2 separate regions of the Homo sapiens genome follow, and region 1 is linked to region 2. The links are chromatin loops, found by intact Hi-C in ENCODE. Cell type or tissue: B cell. All regions are shown on one strand.

Region 1 (2,500 bases), 220 kb before region 2:
ATACGCTTTTTAAGAGGCTGAGGTAGGACGATCATCTGAGCCTGGAAGGTCAAGAGTACAGTGAGCCGTCATCACCCCACTGCACTCCAGCCTGGGTGACAAAGACCCTATCTCAAACAACAACAACAACAATGACAAAAAAAGAAATATGCTTCCTCCTATTTTTCAAGAGATACTTACTGTCTCTGTCTATCTTTCATTTTCCCACTTTATTTTTTTTTTTCTGTCTCTTTTGTAAGAATCAAGATCTTGCTATGTTGCCCAGGCTGGAGTGCTATTAACAGGCACTATCATAGGGCACAGCAGCCTCCAACCCCCAGGCTCAAGGATCCTCCTCTGTAGTAGCTGGGACTATAGGGGTGTACCATTTTCTCACTTTCAACAGTAACATAAACTTAAGAAGTCCTCTCCCTTCTCTTAACTTTACTAGAAGAAAAGCAGTAATGCAAGAGAGATGGTGAATAATATCTGTTAGGCCTCTGGTGGCAGGGATACGATAGAGAGAGGTAGGGACTGAGGCAAATAGGAGAGTGCACACCTCAGGTAACGGGACGGCTGTGAGTCACTGCACCTGGCTGTTGGTATGCAGGAATTCAGGCCCAGAATGGCCAATCTTGAGATTTTTCCAGAGAAACTGGAAATGGAGATTTCAAAAGAAATACTCTGATTTTTAAATTTTTGGCAACAGACTCAACATGTTTTAAAATATTGTGCATGCAGGCCAGGCATGGTGGCTCACACATATAATTCCAGCACTTTGGGAGGCCAAGGCAGGCATATCACTTGAGGTCAGGAGTTCAGAGAACAGCCTGACCAACATGGTGAAACCTTGTCTGCACTCAAAATACAAAAATTAGCCAGGCGTGGTGGCGCATGCCTGTAGTCCCAGCTACTTGGGAGATTGAGGCAGGAGAATCGCTTGAACCTGACAGGCAGAGGTTGCAGTGAGCCAAGACTGCTCTACTGTACTCCAACCTGGGCGACAGAGCGAAACTCTGTCTCAAAAATAATAATAATAATAATTGCGGCCATGTGTGGTGGCTCATGCCTGTAATCCCAGCACTTTGGAGGCCGAGGCAGGCAGATCACAAGGTCAGGAGATGGAGAACATCCTGGCTAACACGGTGAAACCCTGTCTCTACTAAAAATACAAAAAAATTAGCTAGGCGTGGTGGCATGCACCTGCAATCCCAGCTACTCAGGAGGCTGAGGCAGGAGAATTGCTTGAAGCCAGGAGGCGGAGGTTGCAGTGAGCTGAGATCATGCCACTGCACTCCAGCCTGGGCGACAGCGCAAGACTCCGTCTCAAAAAAAAAAAAAAAAGAAAAGAAATTGTGCATGCCAAGATGATGCAGACCAAAGAGAAGGAAAAAAAAAAAAAAAAAAAAAAAGCTTGCTCCAGCCCTGTGATGCTTACAAGTACCACATGGTACCCTCTTCTCTTTTCCTCGGCTTCCGGAGGTCACCTGCCCTGGTTTCTCACTTCCCTTTTTTGCCTGCTGCATCTCACACTGTTTTGCAGGGTCCTTCCTGCTGCCCATTGGATGTTGGCATTTGCTTACGGCTCAGCCCTAGACTTCCTCTTCTCACTCAGCAAGCTTCCCTGGGTGATCTCAATCACTTTCAACCAACCTACCACTGGTGTGCTGATGACACCTAAATCTAGATCCACCACCCAGCCCAGAGCTCCCAACACAGCACAACATAGGAACTGATTTCCTAACTCCACGTTTCCCTAACCAGACTCATCAACCTGTTCCAAGTCCCTGCAGACCAGCTCACCTCTCTCAATGGCACCACTCAGTTGCATAAGCCAGAAATTAGAGCCATCCTTGACATTTTCTTTCCTCTCATTCTCCACATCCAATTCATCCACATCCTTCTTTGTCTCTTCAGCAAATATACATAGAATTCTTCCTGTAGACCAGGCTGCGTATCTGGGGATGAGCAACAAACAGGACCGGGAGTCTCATGCTGTGGGCCAGTAGCTAACATTATGCTCTTTCACTGCAGCAGTCTGGGTTCAATTCCCAGCCAGGAAGTGATTCCTTTAAAAAAATTAAACAAAAATAAAACCAGAAACAAGCCTGTGTGCAGAGCCTCATGCCTGTAATCCCAGCATTTTGGGAGGTTGAGGTGGGTGGATCACCTGAGGTCAGGAGTTCGAGACCAGCCTGGCCAACATGGCAAAACCCCATCTCTACTAAAAATACAAAAATTAGCCAGGCATAGTGGCGTGCGCCTATAGTCCCGGCTACTCGGGAGGCTGAGACAGGAAAATTGCTTGAACCCAGCAGGCAGAGGTTGCAGTTGAGCCGAGATCGTGCCACTGCACTCCAACCTGAGCAACAGAGTAAGACGCCTTCTAAAAAAAAAAAATATATATATATATAATAAAAATAAACAAGTCAGGCAAAATCTCTACCCGCATAATGGCCACAGTCTAGCTGAGGTGATAGTTTTAAACCAGTTTCCTTAGCTTTGGAATTAACTTTAAATA
Region 2 (2,500 bases):
GCTGGAAGATGAAAGCAATGTGGGTGAAGGAATGCAGAGAGCAACCCCAGCTGACAGCCGGCAAGGAAATAGGGCCTCGGTCCCACGGCCAAAAGGAGCTGGATTCTGCCAACACTGGAACGGGCTTTCCCAGGGGGTCCAGACCCGGCCAAGGGTGCCTTGCTTTCGGCCTTGTGCGAGCTTGTGCAGAGAAGCCCGCCACGCCCGCCTGGACTTCCGGCCTACGGAATTATGAGGTCACAGGTGGGTGTTGTTTCAAGTCACTAAGAGTGTGGTGATCGGCTATGGTTGTGATAGAAACCAAATTCAGCCATCCAAACAACCACACCCCATCTGCTGTCAGCTCAACCCCGACTGTGGCCTTGTGCTCCCAGAGAGACTTGACTGGCCTGAGCCAATCATGAAGCCGCCTTCACGAAGCCTCAATCATGAAGCTTCCTTCAGATTGGTTTAGAAACAGGCATGTGATGCAATTCTGGCCAAAGAGAGGTGAGGGGAAGTCTGCCAGGAGGACCCGTGGATATGGCAGTGATGCCTGAGGCCATGGCAGCTCTCTTGCAACCATGAGGGGTCCTTGCTGACAGGCCAAAATGACAAGCTGAGGAAAACAGAGTGGAAGATGAATCAGGTCCTTGAAAACTTTACTGAACTGCCAAGGAACTGCTCTCCCCTGGACTTCTCACATGAGATAATAAATGTCCTTGTGGTTTAAGCCATTCTGAGTTGGGTTTTATGTTCTTGCAGCATAAAGCATCATCACTGATAAACCACTCACAGCACTGCTTGGGAGTGCAATAAGGTTGTACAGATAAAGTCCTTAGTGCAGTGCCTAACACCCAGTGAGTGCTCAAAAATGTTAGCTTTTGTTCCTTAATCAGTTCCGCCCCCTCCTGCCTCAGGCCCTGTACGAGTCAGGGTTTGACCAGAGAAGTGGGGCCAGTGTGTGGAATCCATCTACAGCCATGCCTGCAGCTGTAGCTCTGTCTCCAGGGCTTTATGACAAGCAGGTGGCCTGTGTGATCACGGGGGCTGGCTAAATGAGTCTGGAATCCACAGAAGGGAAGCTGGCAGGCAGGTGGAGCTCACGGGCACGGCTTATGGGCTTCCCCAGAGGCTCTAGACACGGGCGTGCCCATGAGCTCCACCTGCCTGCCAGCTTCCCTTTTGTGGACTTCAGGCTTGCTTAGCCAGCCCCCACAATCACACAGCCCACTTCCTTGTCATAAAGTCCTTCAGAAAGAGCTACAGCTTGTAGGCCTGGCTGTAGATGGATTCCACACCCTTCTGTCCACAGGTGGAACTTCTCTTTCACACAGAAGCCTGTTTGGCTCTTGAAGCCCACCCAGACCAGCCAGGATAATGTCCCTTACCTAAAGTCAACTGATGACAGACTTTAATCCATATGCAGAATACCTGTACAGCAACTGTAGCTTAGTGTTTGACCGGTTAACTTGCTGTAACCAAGGGAGCGGTCAAGGCATCACATCAAAGCCAGGGGGACGCATCAAAAGCCCATTACACCGCCTGGGCTCAGTTTATTCTGGAATAGATGAAAAATGTCACTGCTGTCTTTTTCTCTCTGCTTCCTATGCTCTGAGCCGCTCAGTGACTCAGCAAGTCTCAGGAAGCTGCAGAGCTGACAGGTCCCTCAGAACCCAGCCAGGCTACTTTGGGCCATCAGGCCACGGCCACGCTGCAGCACCTACTCTGGGAGGTCCTGGAGGTTCGCACACAGCGGCTTCCTTTGCTGCATGGCGTTTCCTGAGTGAAGCAGCCTTACAGGAAACAGAGAGCAACATGTGAAAACAAGAGAACAACAGCAGGAAGAACAGCTTGGGGTAGGGGGGCGGGATGCAGCAGAGGAAGGGCGGAAAATAAATCACAAGGGGTGGGGGGACAGTCCTCAGGGGTCCTCTGTGACTCCTCTCTGGTCCCTACCTGAATTCGGGAACCCCCCCAACTTTACTGAGCAGGGGATGGCGGTGGGAAGGGTGCAACAGGAGTGTGCGAGCAGACACGGACACTCAGCTCTCGGGGGCGCCGTGCAGGGTGTCAGCCTGGGCTGGGTGACTTCTAAGGCCCTGCCAGCCCAAGCTGCTGACTTGGTTCTTTAATTCACCGAAGGATGAAGTATTGAGCCAGCCACTGTCCTTAGCAATGGCATGGCCCCTGACCTCACAGAGCTTACCCCGCAACCTCCCCCCCCGAAGGAGCAGACCTCAATGAAGTCATCACAAAAATACATGAAGGACAGAAAAGTCCAGGGGCCGTGAAAGACGTTAGGAAGAGGCTGTAGATGGAGGTGGGGCCTCCCTAAAGAGTTGGGGTCTGGCAAGACCTGAAGGGTGAATGTGGATTGGTCAGGAGTAGGCTTGGGGATGGTGGAGGGAGCCGTATGCCCAAAGGGCCTGAGAAGGGGAGCCCTGGAGGGTCAGTGTGGCTGCAGGAGAGGATGGGAAAGGGCCTGGTCACTCACAGTCATGATGGTCACCAGAGGAGG

What was found. A loop is a pair of places that touch in the nucleus more often than their neighbours do. Peaks named below come from ENCODE experiments on the same cell type or tissue, not always from the same donor. Only the 100,000 strongest peaks of a DNase experiment are listed, where the experiment ranks them.
Region 1: it touches region 2 in a loop (13-fold over the local background); 14 of 110 quality-filtered maps call a loop at or near these places.

The regions. Positions count from the first base shown.
Region 1 is chr3:129,232,772-129,235,271 of GRCh38, reverse strand. LOC105374102 (a long non-coding RNA gene) reads right to left here. Exons shown (of 3, transcript XR_924473.3): 2 at 1,783-1,937. Among named protein-coding and RNA genes, the nearest start is that of COPG1, 16 kb to the left of the region's middle. RefSeq lists an enhancer at 1,378-1,497. In B cell, no CTCF peak of the experiment used is centred here; a DNase peak (open chromatin) is centred at 1,511; H3K27ac peaks cover 1,511 bases.
Region 2 is chr3:129,015,126-129,017,625 of GRCh38, reverse strand. All of the region lies in intron 2 of EFCC1 (EF-hand and coiled-coil domain containing 1), which reads right to left. It also overlaps a transcript of CFAP92 not described here. Among named protein-coding and RNA genes, the nearest start is that of EFCC1, 15 kb to the right of the region's middle. RefSeq lists a silencer at 360-519 and enhancers at 121-622, 1,300-1,349, 1,370-1,479, 1,193-1,700. In B cell, a CTCF peak has its summit at 1,000; DNase peaks (open chromatin) are centred at 305, 1,085 and 1,715; H3K4me3 peaks cover 1,202 bases; H3K27ac peaks cover 2,040 bases.